Regions from separate parts of the Mus musculus genome. Here region 2 is linked to region 1. Evidence: chromatin loops called from intact Hi-C (ENCODE). Cell type or tissue: left cerebral cortex. All regions are shown on one strand. Links, peaks and the distances in the headings refer to the core of each region. The heading gives the core; the rest is flanking DNA. Region 1 holds the start of Slc2a3 (solute carrier family 2 (facilitated glucose transporter), member 3). Region 2 has its middle 19 kb from the start of Foxj2.

What was found. Peaks named below come from ENCODE experiments on the same cell type or tissue, not always from the same donor. Only the 100,000 strongest peaks of a DNase experiment are listed, where the experiment ranks them.
Region 2: it touches region 1 in a loop (4-fold over the local background); 5 of 42 quality-filtered maps call a loop at or near these places.

Annotation. Positions count from the first base shown.
Region 1 is chr6:122,735,577-122,743,990 of GRCm38, reverse strand. It overlaps Slc2a3 (solute carrier family 2 (facilitated glucose transporter), member 3), which reads left to right and starts at 1,246. Exons shown (of 10, transcript NM_011401.4): 1 at 1,246-1,615; 2 at 3,511-3,603; 3 at 3,998-4,158; 4 at 6,693-6,933; 5 at 7,250-7,412; 6 at 8,381-8,414. The coding sequence starts at 1,601. In left cerebral cortex, for the core only: CTCF peaks have their summits at 495 (motif pointing left), 3,861 (motif pointing left) and 8,112 (motif pointing right); DNase peaks (open chromatin) are centred at 2,037, 2,578, 2,948, 3,826 and 3 more places; H3K4me3 peaks cover 2,897 bases; H3K27ac peaks cover 2,532 bases.
Region 2 is chr6:122,797,457-122,805,870 of GRCm38, reverse strand. It overlaps a transcript of Slc2a3 not described here. Among named protein-coding and RNA genes, the nearest start is that of Foxj2, 19 kb to the left of the region's middle. In left cerebral cortex, for the core only: CTCF peaks have their summits at 1,255 and 7,718 (motif pointing right); DNase peaks (open chromatin) are centred at 1,256, 3,761, 4,415 and 4,661; H3K4me3 peaks cover 1,816 bases; H3K27ac peaks cover 1,859 bases.

The sequences.
Region 1 (8,414 bases), core at 140-8,139:
AACCTTCATTATTTCTAATGTGGCTACAGGAAAATGGAATGTTGCACCAAGTGGCTTGGATTCTCTTTCTACTGGCAGGCACTGGCCTTTGGGCTTTACTATTTCTTTAGCTGCTAGATTCAGTTGCTGTGGTAATTAAACGGCGCTTCCGACTCAGTGCTTCTAGGAAAGAAAAATGACGAGAGCAAGGGGGTGCAACCTCGGGGATGATTTTCTTGCGCGGTCCGGTTCACTCCACCTCAGTTTTCTCAGCAAGCATCCGATTTGGCAAAGACCCTCCTTTAAGGAGAAAGGGACCAGGTTTGCTTCAGTTCAGTCCATCAGTCTAGATCTCTGCCCAGAAAGCTAGGGACTGAAGATGCCTTTCCTTCCTCGAGCCTATACCAAATCACTCTTCAGGGGAGGGGTCGCCTTCCCTCCCCCGCACCGGGAGTCAGAGCCTAGAGCCTCAGTGTCACACGTTTATCACGTGCTCAGCTGCTTCACTCTGGAGCTCACCTGAAATGTGCCTGCCTCCTGCAGGCCATCGCAGGCCTCTCTGTAAGCTCTCCTTTCGCGTACCCAACTTTTTAGGTTTCTTTCAGTGTGGTAGTGAAGTACTTGTCTCAAGTTTGTCTTTCGAGAGACACACAATCCCTAGGTAATAGTATGTTAGCAAACGTTTCTTATATGAGAATCAGTTACCCTAGACTGATTGTTCTGGGGGTTTAACCTAGAGCCGCGGCAAGTGCTATACCACTGCGAGACACCTCCACCCCAGCTCTTAATTTTTTCTTCCCGCTTGAGAGCTATGCACTCAGCAAAAATCTGTAAGTTGAATTAGATATTTGTTGTGTTTCTAGATGCTGTTAATCTCAAAACAGAGCTGAGAGAGGCAGAATTCACAATGGGTGGGGTGGCGTATGCTGTGGTGAGGAATTGGGGCTGTGTACTTCACTTGATCCTTCTTGGAGCCTCAAGTCAAGAAGGCTGCCTTCACACCTGGATGCGTTTTCTTGGACTGCCTCGCCTTTCCCTCCTTCAAGGCGAGTACACCCAGCCTATAATGAAAACGCATTATCAATTCTCTGCTTCCTGCTCCTTGGATGACTTTCAACTAAAAGCAGCACTGACTCTACTCTGCGTTTAGACTGATTCCATCCCGACTGCCTTCAAATTTGCCCGCCCTCCAAACTTTGTTTTAGTATTTTTTTCTGTGAAACAAAAAGGCTGTCGGCTCTTGAAAAGGGGAAGGAATTTGGAAGCGCTTTGAGGGGAAAAAAAAAAGAACCACGAGGAGGATGTGGTAAAAAGCAGGAGGGGGTGGGTGATGGTGGTTGATTGCAAAGGACAGGGGCTGGGGGTGGAGCGGTGAAGATCAGATAAGAGGTCACTGAATTCCTGGGGTCACAGGTTAAGGATTGGGGGGTGGGAGGTTGAAGGCTCCACCCCTTGCAGAGATTATAAATAGGTAGGCTGGGCTTCGGGCTGTGATGCTTTCGGTGATAGTCCTTAAGCCTTCTGAGAGCGGCTTCTGTAGGACCCGAGGAACACTTGCTGCCGAGAACATTGGCTGGATACCTCTAGATCTACCTTAAGACTTGAGAACTAGGTTGGGACCATGGGGACAACGAAGGTAAGAGCTGGTTGTTTTTATTTGCTTGTTTGGGGTCCTCACGGAGGTAGGTCGTGGTGCGGATCGCCGTGCTCCGGTTTCTCCTAAGTCACCGAGCCATCCGGACGGAGGCCTTTTCTTATCAGCTCCAGCAAGCAATTCGATACTAGTGTTAGCGTTCTAGGCATCTCCTACCTGACGAGGATCCTCTCGGACACCTTCTTAGCACGTGAAAGTCACCTCAGAAGCTGTTTGCCTCTCGGGTGTGTTTGAGGTAGCTGTGATGAGAGCGAAGAGGGTAGGACTTGGCCGCGGGGGTCTCGGAGCCAGCTGGAAGGCTTGGGAAAGGCTTAGACCTTGAGAGGACGTGGGGTTGGCTTGGGTTTGCTGTTCAGCATCCCGCTATCGGTCCTTGGGTTCCCGGTACTGTGGGGAGGGAAGTCCAGTTGTCCTTACTATGGTTGTGAGTGCAGGATGTATCGGAGTTAGTGTGGGCGGAGGGAGGAAGGCAGTATTTGTAAGGAAAAGGGCATTTCCACGAAGATTAACTTGGAAATTAAGTAAATTAAGAGACCGTGAAAAAAAAATCAGGATAAAAGAGGGGATGTCTGTAAAGAGGGTTTTACAACAAGGAAAGGGCCTTCGCCTGGAAGGGACAGCACTTAACCACCGAGAGACTGGGAGGCTGCCGGGAAGGTCAGCTCGCTGCTAGACGCTCCCAGCCTGCCACCGGGAGTGACCTTAAGAGGAACTTAAGGACAGGTGAAGAGGTTGTAGCAGGCCAAATAGGTCGGCCTCAGACTCCAGTTTTGAGATGTCCCTGCCTGCTTGAGTGATTTCCCAGCAAGGTGAGGAGATGTCTGCCTGATCCCCCCTTGCTAAAAATGGCTCCTAATAATGTGTTTAAAATGAGCAGAGGCTCTGGCCAGCTGGGCGGAGAATGGTACCATATTTAGAGAACAGGAAGACTCTCAAGAGGGCCCAGGATGTTGCTGGTGGGTTGGGTAGTCTAGAGATAAGAAAAATAAAAATCTGAGCATAGCACCTCGCACCTGTGACTCCAAACCTGAGAGGCTGAAGCAGGAGAAGTGAGGAGCTGACTTGAGGTTAGCTTGGAGTACAGAGCGTGGGACCTCCTCTCAAAGAGAGGAAGAGGAGATGAGAGAGAAACAGGTGGTGGGAGAGGAGAAAAAGGAATTCACACGGTTAGTTCCGGTGCTTGGGGGTCGGGGGGGGGGTGGTGCGGGGGGAGAAGGGGGTCACCTGCCATCTACCATGCTGGTGTGGCTGCTCCTTCCTGCTCCTGTTCTGGCCTCTACAGTCTGTGAGGCGTGGTGGACCCACATGGAGTCTGGTTCTGCCCTCTATGCTTTGAGGGGTTTGGGTCTGTTATGTTTTATGTTTTGAGACAAGATCTCACTGTAAGCCTGGACTAGCCATGAACTCACCGATAGTATTCCACAACCCTGCATTCACCGTTCCCTAGGGCAGTCAGATACCTGTGTCTATCTGGTGACGTTTTTGGTTGCCTTTTCTTTTTGAGAAATTTAGTTCAGGCGGACTTTGAACTCAGGATCCTAGGGTTCTAGGATTACAGTTGTTCACCACCCTAGTCCGGCTGGTGAAATGGTCTTGTTTTTGCTTTTCGGTTTTTTTTTTTTTTTGTTTTTGTTTTTTGAGACAGGGTCTCACTGTGTAGCCTGGCTGGCCTGGTACTAGCTATGTAGATGAGGCCAAGAGAATTGACTTAAATTCCTTTTTAGGTCTTTCTCTCCAAATGCGCCTGAAATCCTGGCATTCTAAGCAAAGGCAGGAGAAATGCCTTAAGATGGACTCCAAGCAGGCATCCTTGGGAAGGGAAAGAATGTCACTGGTCAAAGTGTGTAAGCATTTCCCCTTGTCTGCTTGCTCTCCAGGTGACCCCATCTCTGGTGTTCGCCGTGACTGTTGCCACGATCGGCTCTTTCCAGTTTGGCTACAACACTGGAGTCATCAATGCACCTGAGACAGTGAGTGTGCCGAAATGAAAAGGGATTGCAAACTGAGTTTTAAGTAGGACTGGGACTTTAAGATGCCTGGCTAAGGTGGGGGAGGGCTAGCACACTGTGGAAGAAGCTAAGGCAAGCTCTTTGCTCCTCAGGCTCTGCCCCCTCACCGAGTTGTGATCCTTTTCCTATATTATTCTTTAGGGATTCCTAAGAACGTGGGAAGTCGTGACTGGGTGGGGTGCCCCTTTGAACATCTGTGCTGCCACCTACTGGACGTTTAGGGTGATGCCCTTTTCAAAGCACGTGCCTTTCCTCCCTCCTGATCCTGGCCTCTAAGGAAGCCACCCTAGGATTTGCCTACTACTCTCATCGAGATTTAATGGTCTGTCCTCACACTGTGCATTTTTTCGTGCAGATCCTAAAGGACTTTCTTAACTACACTTTGGAAGAGCGGTTAGAAGACCTACCAAGTGAGGGACTGCTGACTGCCCTCTGGTCCTTATGTGTGGCCATCTTCTCTGTTGGTGGCATGATTGGCTCTTTTTCTGTTGGACTCTTTGTCAACCGCTTTGGCAGGTACTGAGCAGACACTGGGCCAGGAGTCTGCCTGCACTGGTTACCCGAAAGACAGCAGAGCACATCGGGTCAGGGGGATAATGCTGTGTGGGAACGTGTTGGGTTATCCTTGGGGAAAGCTAGTCCACCTGCCTAGAGAGCTGCGATGTGAGACCTTGCTCTCGGAAGTTCCCATTTTAGCTCCCAGGCTGGTTTAATTTTGCTAGAGTGAGGTCAGCAACGGAGTTCCTTAAACTTCTTTTAAGGACAAAGGTTGCTTCTCCCTCCCACCCCACCCCCAAGGCAGTCACTGGCTAACTGTGTAGACCAGGCTGGCCTCTATCAAACTCGGAGGTCCAGCCGCCTGCCTCTGCTTCCTGGGTGCCATGACATCCAGCCAGAAGTTATTTTTGTTTCTGAAATTTTTGGAGACTTCTTGGAAGTCTTTTCATTATTTTATAAAATAAATATTTTCGGGCTGGTGAGATGGCTCAGTGGGTAAGAGCACTCGACTGCTCTTCCGAAGGTCTGAAGTTCAAATCCCAGCAACCACATGGTGGCTCACAACCATCCGTAATGAGATCTGACTCCCTCTTCTGGAGTGTCTGAAGACAGCTACAGTGTACTTACATATAATAAAAATAAATAAATCTTAGCTGGGCGTGGTGGCGCACGCCTTTTAAAAAATAAATAAATAAATACTTTCTGCAGCCCTTGCCATGTGGAAAATGTAAATGATGGCTAAATAACTTGATTTCCCTCCCCAAAGAGACATTGATTGATATAGTACCATGTCTTAAGGGTCATATGCTTCCAGAGATGACTGGTAATGGAGTCAAAGTCACATAAGATACTCAGCCGGGCAAGACAGCGCAAACACACAATGCTAGCACCCCAGAGACTCAGGCACGGGGATTATGGGTTGGGGCCAGCCTGGAATCCACAGGTAGAAGGAAAGAACCTACCTACATGAGTTGAACTCTGATGACCTCCACAAACAATATAGCACATGCTCTCTGTGGAATATACATCTTGCCACACGCAAACACAATTAAAGTGAAAAACTTCGTTATCTTAAAAAGTTAAATTTATATATTCTAGACATGTAAATTGAAATCATGGTAATTAGTAAAGCAAACCTATTATTGGATAATGCTTATCTGTTATTTTGTTTTTATGTTTTTAAATTTATTTACTTTATGAGTACACTGCAGCTGTCTTAAGACACAGCAGAAGAGGGCATCAGACCCCATTACAGTTGGTTGTGAGTCACCATGTGATTGCTGAGAACTGAACTCAGGAGGACCTCTGAAAGAGCAGTCAGTGCTCTTAACCACCGAGCCATCTCTCCAGCCCACTATTTTGGTATTTTTAATGGTGTCTCATGACTCAGACTCCAGTGACTTTTTCCCTTTAGACAAAGAACCTCACTAAAGAAGAGAATGGAAAAAGAGGTGTTTTGGGTTTTTTGTTTGTTTGTTTGTTTGTTTGTTTTCATTTGTTTGTTTTGTTTTTTGGGGGGTTTTGTTTTTGTTAAGACAAGGTTTTTTGTAGCCATGGCTGTCCTTAGACCAGGCTGGCCTTGAACTCAGAGATCAATCTGCCTCTGCCTCGGGAGTGCTGGGACCACAACTTGTCGTAACTTTTTAAATTTTAACTTAAGAGTTTTAAATTTTTTTCCCCTCTTAATGGTATTTGTGCATCTTGGCTGCACACTCAGGAGTCCCAGGGATACCTCGTACTCTGAGACAATTAAGTGGGTCCCTAGGGCATGGGAACTATGTGTCGACATTTTCCCAGCTCCCTTTATAGTTTATTAGTCTATTTGAGCAAAGAATCTCACAGGTCCGCTGGGCATGGTGGTGCTCAGGAGGCCAAGCAGGTTTGGGGCTAACCTGGGCTGCACAGCGGGACCTTTTACCGCCAGAATCCCAAGGCCCCTCAGCCACTGAAGGTTCTCAGGGCTAGTCTCTTCTGTCTCAGCTGTGTCAGTGGCTCTGCTGCCAGCTTAGCTTATAAAGCATTAGTCACACCAGTTTCAGTACTGATTAGTACTAACTAGCCCTTAACTACTTGACACAGACCTTTTGAGGATTCAGGAAAGGATTAAAAAAAATTGTCCTAAATATCCGACCGTCTTTGCAGTATGAGTTCTGTAATGAAATGTGATAAAATGGGGCTGGCACGGTAGCTCAGTACGGAGAAGCCTGTGTCATGAAGCCGATGACCTGAGGTGTGTAAGTCCTCGGGATCCACATAAAAGTGGAAAGAGAACCAACTCCAGCCAGCCACAAAGGTTGTCCTCTGAACTCCACATGTGCCCTGTGGCACACTGGCACCTGGACACTCAAACACAAACACAGTACAGAATAAAAAGAAACCCTAAGGTATAGCGAAGTGGTGAGGAGGGTCCCTCAAGTCCACAAGCCCACAGCAGCAAAAAGGAAAGAGATTGACATCTACGGAGGCTTCAGAAGAGCAAAAGGATGAGGAGAGACAGACAGGGGATCTCTCTCGCGCGCGCGTTACTAACCACTTTGTCTTTAACCTTGCAGACGCAACTCTATGCTTCTAGTCAACTTGCTGGCCATCATTGCGGGCTGCCTTATGGGATTCGCCAAGATAGCGGAGTCTGTTGAAATGCTGATCCTGGGCCGCTTACTCATTGGCATTTTCTGTGGCCTGTGCACGGGCTTTGTGCCTATGTACATTGGAGAGGTGTCTCCCACTGCCCTTCGGGGTGCATTTGGCACACTAAACCAGCTGGGCATCGTTGTTGGGATTCTGGTAGCTCAGGTACCCTTACAGTTTTATGTATTATAATAATAATGGACGCTAGCTAGCTCTGTGCGCCATGAATGAACTGACATACGTGAAGCACTCTATCTAGATCTGGCATGTGTTCAATTGTGTATTTATATGTACATGTTTCAGATATTACTGTAGTTCATACGGTACCTAATGATACAGGCAGGGCCCAGAAAGAAATAGAAACAATTTGTTTTCTCTTTCCTATTTATGGTAAAAGGATACGTGATTTTTTTTTTTAATGGTGCAATTATGGCATAGAAATACAATTGAGGTTAAACATTTCTCTTTGTCTGCATCTAAGATCTTTGGTTTGGACTTTATTCTGGGCTCTGAAGAACTGTGGCCTGGGCTCCTTGGCTTAACCATCATTCCAGCTATCCTGCAAAGCGCAGCCCTTCCATTTTGCCCTGAGAGTCCAAGATTCTTGCTCATTAACAAAAAGGAGGAAGACCAAGCTACAGAGAGTAAGTGCTGCTTGCTTGTCGCCTCAGGAGCGTGGTTCTGTGCGTGGTTAAGGGTGAGGACATTGGGTGTGTTTCTTGTCGCCCCCCTTGCCTGGATCTCCATGTGCAGGAAGAGTTTTCTGATTGTGGACTTTTGCTGACCCGGGCAGCTCTGTGTCTGGGAGACCAGGGATCTGCGGACCTGAAAGACCTATAGTCTATTGCTGTGCACAACCTTACTTCATTTTCAGTGTGTGTACCTTATATACACGGATGTGACAAAGAAGGTCGTTTGAGTTCAGATGAACATGTAAATGAACACCAGTGAGAGCATACTAAATATTAACCTAACAGCACAGCCCTTTCTCAGAGCTTCCTCAGGACAGACCAACTTAAACACAATTGCCTGGTGCGTACTATAGATGATATCTGGGAAAGCATGAAAGCGAGGCAGGAGGCCATGTCCAGATGCAGGGCACACTGACCAGAGTGGGTTCTATAGCTGTGTTCTGACATCCAACAAGAATAAGCATAAATTGAATGTAAATGTTTGCATCGGAGGCACAAAATCACACCCAGGAACAATCCAGGATGTGGATTTTTTTTTTTTAATTTTCTTGTAGGTACACATCTTTTTTTTCCTAAGATTTATTTATTATTATATAGAAGTACACCATAGCTGTCTTCAAATACACCAGAAGAGGGCATCAGATCTCATTATGGGTAATTGTGAGCCACCATGTGGTTGCTGGGATTTGAACTCAGGACCTTTGGAAAAGCAGTCAGTGCTCTTATCCGCTGAGCCCTTGGTCATTCTTTTGACCGTGTTCTGACCCTGCTGTCTGAGTCAGGACCTGAGAATGAAGTAGGAAGACTAGTAAAGATGGATGGATGTTTTAGGTGCCTGCTGCTGCCTGGCAGGAAACAGTTTTGTGGCAGGGGTTGGGGGACATAGGCAGTATCTGTATTCTTTTTGCCTCTTTCCCCAGTCCTGCAGCGCTTGTGGGGCACCTCGGACGTGGT
Region 2 (8,414 bases), core at 89-8,088, 62 kb before region 1:
TATGGATGGTTGTGATCCACCATATGGTTGCTGGGATTTGAACTCAGGACGTCCAGAAGAACAGTCAGTGTGCTTAACTGCTGAGCCATCTCTCCAGCCCAATGTAATTTTTTTTTTAAAAGGAAAATTAGGGGAGCCAGATGTAGTGGCACATGCTTTTAATCTTAGCACTCAGGAGGCAGAGGCAGGCAAGTCTGAGTTTGAGGATACCTGGTCTACATAGAGAATTCCTGGCCACCCACATCTTTCTATATGAGAGAGACCATGTCTCAAAAATAATCAGGGGGCTGCAGAGATGACTCAGAGGCCCAGAGTACTTGCTCCTCTTGCAGAGGTCTGCTTCATGGCAGCAACTAGCTGTGAGTGGAGTGCAAGATCTTGACACCCTCCTCTTGCCTTCTTGGTCACCAGACATACATGTGGTGCTCATACATACAGCAAAGTAAACACTCATATAAATCTCTTTTTTAAAAAAATTAGGTCCGGGCAGTGATGGTGCACGCCTTTAATCCCAGCACTTGGGAGGCAAAGGCAGGTGGATCTCTGAGTTCGAGGCCAGCCTGGTCTACAGATGGAGTTCTGGGACAGCTAGGGCTACATAGAGAAACCCTATTTAGAAAAAAAAAAAAAAAAGGGCTAGAGAGATGGCTCAGCATTTAAGAGCACCATAAATGTGATTCTTGGGGGAAGGAGCTATTTTATGCCCTCTTTGCTCCCAAGTAACTGTAGTGCATATTTCTTTAAAAAAAAAAAGATTTTGTATATATAAGTACACTGTCACTGTCTTCAACACACTACAAGGCATCAGATCTCATTACAGATGGTTGTGAGCCACTATGTGGTTGCTGGGAATTGAACTCAGGACCTCTGGAACAACAACCAGTGCTCTAACCACTGAGCCATCTCTCCAGCCCTAGCTCCAGGTTTCATGATAAAGGTTCAATTTAAAAAAATAAATAACAAAGGCCAGGTGTGGTGGCGCATGCCTTTGATACCAGCACTCAAGAGGCAAAGGCAGGTGGATCTCTGTCAGCCTGGCCTACAAAGCGAGTTCCAGGACAGCCGGGGCTTGTTACAGAGAAACCGCATCTCGAAAAACCATTAATAATGCTAACTAGAATGTCTCAAATGACAAAGCACCATGAGTCATAGATGGACCTTGAGAAGTCTCAAAAAGCAGTTAGACATGAGATAAGCAAGAAAGCCATGGCTGTATCTTGGAAGCTGTGTCCCTGATGACCACAGTGCCCCTCTGTGGTTAATTCTCGAACTGCAGATGGACTGTTCCTGCCATATCAAGAACTAAGATACCAGAGCACTTTCAAGCACGTGTGTACCAACCTCCAAGACCTCAGCCTCATACTGCTGTTCACAGTGAAGTCTTGACTCCCCCTGCCTTGTGGCCTTTCTTAGGGGACTGTGAGGGAGGTACACCCCATAGGGTGATACCTCAGCCTGTGAGCATGTCACTTACCTCATAGTCATAGAAACTTTTAAAATTTATTTATTCATCTACTTTGCATCCCTACCACAGTTTCCCACCTCTCCTCTCCTCCTAGACCTTCCTCCATAAAAGAAGCCATGGTGCAGTACCCACCATGATGCCGCCAGTTCTCCAGTCTCTTCCGAGGTTCTTAGTGGTAGCCCACCCCCATCTCTCATCGGAGTGCCTGCTTGCTTTGCTAGGTGAACTTCTGATTGAATGGTATATGTCTCTTAACTCAGTTCTTTCAAGAAGGCAAGAACTAAGGCTGTGCGATAGCTTAGCAGGGAAAGGCACCTTCTGCCCTGCCTGATGACCCAGGCTGATACTCCAAACCCCTGTGGTAAAAGGCGAAAACCAACTCTCACAGAATGTCTTCTGACTTCCACACATGCCTCCTCATAAATGTATTAATAAATAAGAGTCAAGAGCCAGTCAGTGGTGGCACATGCCTTTAATCCCAGCATAAGGGAGGTAGAGGCAGGCAGATCTCTGAGATTAAGGCCAGCCTGGTCTAAGGATACACAGAGAGACCCTATCTCAAAAAAAAAAAAAAAAAAAAAAAAAAAAAGCCAATGACCTTGTAACAAATATTCTAACATCTATTTTTTGAATTGTATGATTTCTGATGAATGAATAGACATGTGAAACAGAATCAGAGTGACATAGTGTAGACATATGTTGTTTCGATAAATATTGCCAGCTTTCCAAACATTTGGGGGGGTCCCATTTATCCATTTACATACCCATTAACAATGTATGAACTATATGTGGTGGTTCTGAGTTTGAGGCCAGCACTTAAGACTGAGACAGGAGGATTGCTACTAGTTCAAGGCTAGTCTGTGGCACAGAGTAAGACCCTGTCCAAAGAAAAAGCCAAAACCAGAGCTGGAGACATGGCTCAGCTGTTCAAAGCACTTGGTGCTCTTCCAGGACAAGAGGGAGGGAAGGAGGGAAGCAGGAAGAGACGGAGAGGGAGAGAAGGAGGGAAAGGAAGGGAGAGAGGGAGGGAGAGAGGGGGGAGGGGGAGAGAGAGAGAAATCTTTTTTTTTTTAATAAAATGGCAAAACCAAAGCCAAGTGTGGTGGGCCATACTTGTTACCTGGTATTCAGGATTGCTGCAGCTCTAAAAGGAAAGGTTTCTCCTATAAGTGTTACAGCTCTGCTCCAAGGCTTCTCCTACAGAAGTTACTACCGTTCTGCTCCTGTGCTGGGGGAAGGTCTCCCAAAAAAAGTGTTACATCTCTGCTCTAGCTGAGGAAGTTTTCCCCAGCAAAAACTGTTATACTCTGCTCTGAAAGGTATCCTGGCGATTGGGAGCCAAGGACTACCACAAGGTTACACTGCACAACAAACTTCACATAAGAGATATATTGGAAGCCCGGCAGTGGTGGCGCATACCTTTAATCCTGGCACTTGGGAGGCAGAGGCAAGTGGATTTCTGAGTTTGAGGCCAGTCTGGTCTACAGAGTGAGTTCCAGGACAGCCAGGGCTACACAGAGAAACCCTGTCTCGAAACCTCCCTGTCCACCCCCACCCCACCCCCCACCCCAAAAAAGAGATTTATTGGGAGGGGATAATCTCGGAGGGAGGCTGCCTCTGCTCAGGAGTGAAGTTACAGGGAAGTGAGCAGAAAACAAGGTTTATATAGGGATTATGGGGGAGGGTGGGGCTTTCTAGGGTGGAGACTGGTGGGATTTCAATTCCTGATCTTGGACTTGGTAAGGTTTCCTGTTCAGAGATTGGTGGACTTCTTTTTCTTGGCCCTGATTTGGGCTCTTTTACCCTACAGGATGATCAGGAATTTAAGGACAGACTCAACTACACAGCGAGTTTGGGGCCACCCTGAGCTATATAAAGACCTTATCTTTAAAAAAAAATCCAGAATAATGTATGACTGTCCTATTCTCTGATGCTTGCTTGGCATTCCTTTCTTTCCCCTCCCTTCTCCCTTGTCTCAGCCTTCCGGTGTGTGCCTACTGGCATAAGGAGCTTTAATTTGAAGTTCCCTAGCGATTTACTCACGTGCACACCTTTGCACACGCGTGTTCGTTCACTGCAAATACCCTTTTTGAGAGGTGCAGTTCTTGATCTTTATGAAAACCCTGCCAGCCCCAGCTCCTCCACACTCCTCAAAAGTCACGTTATCTTGCTGACTTGAGCCAGCAGTTACTGCAAGCCTGGCCTTCCGCCTCCCAAACCTAGCCGTGTTGTCTGCTTGACAAGACACCAGCGGGGTAGCAGACCTTTATGATACCAAAGCGCCAAACCCGCACCGGAGTCCTTTTGAAGACGAAGGGGAACACATGGGCTGTGAAGGGGCTCACCAGCTCCTTCCACGGAACCCGCTCTGCGCCCTCCTGGGGGAGTAGAGGCGCGAGGGGGTTCCGTATCTCTTAAAGCAGCAATGTCAACTCCCTCTTAAGGGAGGCACGGAGGATGGCGGGGCCCAGGACGTGAAGCCTCAGGGCGCTGACACGTTCGGGGACCCCAGACTACGCCTGATCGGTTGGTGGCCAGGTGAGGAGCAGGACGCAGGCGACAGGCCGCCCTGGAAGGGACCCTTGCTTTCGCCGTAAGTGGAGCGTGCAGGGTGGACGGAGCGAGCAAGCGAGCGCCGGGCACGTTTTCCTCCGTCAACGGACCCTTCCGAACGGAAAGCGGGCTGGCGACGGCGCGGGGCTAACGGCTGCGACGGTGGCGGTGGCGGCGGTGCTGTCACTCCGGCGCGGCGCCCGGAGCAGAGCCGGGCTGCGAAGCGGGCGGTTGGGCGGAGCTCGGCACCGGGCAGCTGCGGGGATGGTGGGTGAGAGGCGGGAAGCCGAGGTGGGTGGAGGGTGGTTCGGAATCGCCCCTGTTGGTGTTCACTGAGCATCCTAACAGGAACCCAGGGCCCTCGGCCAAGCACATGGCCAAAAGACCCGCCCTCCCGGACCTCACATCCTAGACAAATGAGTAGATGGTAGCCGGGGAAGTCTTTGTAAGTGAGGACGGAAACTATCGACTCGGTCAAGCCAGGAAGGAGCTACACCACTGAGCTACATCCCCTCCCTTGTTACTTTTTGAGACAGGGGCTCTCTCCGGCCTTGAACTACCCCGGGTAACTCCGACTGGACTGGAACTGTAGATCCTCTTACATAAGCCTCCAGAGCACCTAAAATTACAGGCCTGTACATCTTCTCAAGGGAAATGTAACGGGTGAAGGAATCAGGACAGAACTGTGTGTTCTGCCAAGTGCGGGGTAGAGAAAGTGGTTTGTCTGAGAGGAACTACTGAGAGTGAACCCAGAGTGAATCCAAACAGAGGGAACTGGTCCGCGGAGAGGAAGGAATTGTGTTAGCCATGAAAGATGTCTGCTAGGGTCTTAAGCCAGAGGGATATTTTTTTTCTTAGCAAATTTGTGGGTAATTCAGTAAGTGACTTACTCCCTAAGTGTTTGAGAAAGGATGAAAGGCTACTGGGCAAAATGGTCTTAGTTTCTCCCGGTTTAATACATAAGCATAAAGAGCTATTCTGTGAGTTAATCACTTTAGTTTTTTTTTTTTTTTTTTTTTTTTTTTCACGACTACTGGGGACTGACCACATGCTAGGTTAGTGTTCCCCTGCTCAGCTATATTACCCACCCCCACCCGTGTGTGTGTGTGTGTGTGTGTGTGTGTGTGTGTGTGTGTGTGTGTGTGTGTGGTCTCCCTGTAATTTGTAGGATTTGTTGGGTTCCAGAGATCGAATTCAGGTTGTTAGGCTTAGCAGCAAGCAACCTCACCCGCTGAACTATCTTGCCAGTGCCAGAACCTCACTTTTTTTTTTAAAAAAAGATTTATTGTATGTAAGTACACTGTAGCTGTCTTCAGACACCAGAAGAAGGAATCAGGTTTTGTTATAGATGGTTGTGAGCCACCATGTGGTTGCTGGGATTTGAACACAGGACCTCCGGAAGAGCAGTCAGTGCTCTTAACCACTGAGCCATCTCTCCAGCCCCAGAACCTCACTTTTAAAGAAAAACATATTTATTTGAAGTGGAAGGGCCCCGTGGAGCTGTTCTGTGTTTATTTTGTTTTTCCAAAATAAGAGTGACACAGAAGGTAAGAGGGAGTTCTCAGGAGAAAGAGATGAGGAAGGGATCAAAAGACTAGAAAAGGCAAAGAGATCTTTGTCACAGACTGGCAGCCTATGCCCTCAGTCCCAGGACCTGGGAAGCTGAAGCCAGACAGGTTGTTTAACTAGCCATGCACACTGGTTCAGCAAAGGAAGGAAGAAGAAGAAGTATGAGAGGGTAAGATGGTGTGGCCAAAGTCTCCAACCAAGATAGTATATATTTTTAAAGATTTATTTATTATTTATTTTTTTAATTTTTAAAAAAGATTTATTTATTATATGTAAGTACACTGTAGCTGTCTTCAGACACTCCAGAAGAGGGCATCAGATCTCATTACAGATGGTTGTGAGCCACCATGTGGTTGCTGAAATTTGAACTCAGGACCTTCAAAAGAGTAGTCAGTGTTCTTACCCGCTGAGCCATCTCTCCAGCCTACTCTTTCTTTCTTTCTTTCTTTCTTTCTTTCTTTCTTTCTTTCTTTCTTTCTTTCTTTCTTTCATGCATAGAAGTGCACCACTATTACTCTCTTCAGATGCACCAGAGAGCATTACGGATGGTTGTGAGCCACCATGTGGTTGCTGGGACTTGAACTCAGGACCTCTGGAGGAGCAGTTGGTGCCCTTAACCACTGAGCCATCTCTCCAGCCCCCCAAGCTAGTATTTTTACTTACTTCATCTCAGCTAGCCTTCAAGGCAACCTGTCCATGTCAGGAGAAGGAGGGTAGAGAAAGCAGACATGGTGATGTTGACAGCCCCCTAAGCAGAACCATGATGTCTGACTGTTGCTACTCACTGAAATGGTCTGAACGAGGGTGAGAGTGAAAAGAGGCAGATGCTTTCCAATGTCCTGTTTTGTCATTTTAGATACAGAGTCTCACTGTGTAGTCCTGGCTGTCCTGAAATTCTCTATGTAGACCTGGCTGACCTCGAACTCACCCTTCTCAGTGGCAGGATTAAAGGAGTGTGACACTGGCTATTTCAGATACTTTAAACCTGTTGTTGTTCATAGTTAAATTTATTTGCAATCGTTGAAAACTAGAAGCAACACAAATGTTCATCAACAAAAAGTGAATGGAGGGGGCTGGAAAGATGGCTCAGCGGTTAAGAGCACTGACTTGTTCTTCCAGAGGTCCTGAGTTCAAATCCCAACAACCACATGGTGGCTCACAACCATCCTTAACGATATCTGACTCCCTCTTCTAGAATGTCTGAAGACAGCTACAGTGTACTTACATATAATAAATAAATCTTTTAAAAAAAGTGAATGGATAAATAACATATTACAGCCATGTGGTAGAATACTATAGGATTATTCTATACTGTAGAGGCATCTATACAAGAAAAGAGGCTATTGAAGCAGAGCTGGGTTTGTTTGATTTTTAAAAGATTTCAATATAACTTTTAAGCAGTAGGGTTAAGAGAAAAAAAGATGCACTTAAGAGTGAGTATGGGCTTCTCAAGGGAGAGATGCCAATCACAGACTATTGGTCGTATCAAAGCATAGCCAAATCTCTAAGTATTCTGAGGTCTTCAGTTGTAACTCTTCAAATACTGTAATTCTTACATGATGAATAAGCTGTATTAAATTACAGAATTTGTGATGGTAGAGAGACGGCTCAGTGGTTGGAGCACTGGCTGCTCTTGCAGAGGACCTAAGTTCAGTTCCCAGCACCCCATGGTGGCTCACAACCATCCATGGTAATTCCGGTTCTGGATCTGACACCTTTGCACTTTCTTGTGACCTCCCTGGGCACTGAGCATCTATACCGTAAACATGCATACATAAAGGCAAGACTCTAATCTACATAAAAAGTAACATAAACCATAAAAAAAAGAAGAAAATGGCAGAATTGGTGCCAGCAAGGTCACCTAGCTCACTTCCTGTCCATTTTGCAGATGGAGAAACTGCCAGTTGGTGACATGTAATGGCTCAAAATCTAGAGGTTTTTTTTGTTTTGTTTTTTTTGTTTGTTTGTTTTTTTTAGCATATTTAACCATCTTTTTCTTTCCTTCATCCAGTACCCTTCACTTGTTAGCCCCTCCACAATCTCTGGCGATTGAACAAGGTTCCCAGAAATTTTTTTTTTTTTTAAGATTTATTTATTTTATGTATGAGTACACTGTAGCTGTCTTCAGACACACCAGAAGAGGGCGCCAGATCCCATTACAGATGGTTGTGAGCCACCATGTAGTTGCTGGGAATTGAACCTCTGGAAGAACAGGCAGTGTTCTTACCCACAGAGCCATCTCTCCAGCCCAAGTTATTCTAATGTATCATTAGAATGTATGAAAACTCACCTCCGGTGTCACAGTGCCCATTTGTCTAGGAGATAACTCACGAGCTCTTCTTTCAGGAAACTTAATTAGATAGAATGAATAACTAAATAACTAATGACCAATTGCAATTTACAGGAAGCTGTGCCTTGAAGAGAAATTTGAAGAAGGATCAAGTCTTGCTACAATAGAGAGATGGAGAGCAGCAAACATAATGTGAGTATTAAGATTAATGTCAGACTGGTATCAAATTGTTGTGCTACTGTTGATAATCTCCATATTTACCACCTTCGTGAACGCCTTTTGTCTTGATAATTAAAAACATATAAATGATGACAGGAGAGCCCATCACTGCTTCAGTCAACAGGCTTAACATGTTCCCACATTTTTTTTGAGATTTTGGGGGTCAAGGTCTCTCTATGTAGCCATGGCTAGCCTAGAACTTCCCTATATAGACCAGGCTGGCCTCCAACCCACAACTGCCTCTGCCTCTCAGATGCTGGGATTAACGGTGTATGCCAGCATCTCCAGCCTTTCTTCCTTCCTTCCTTCCTTTCTTTC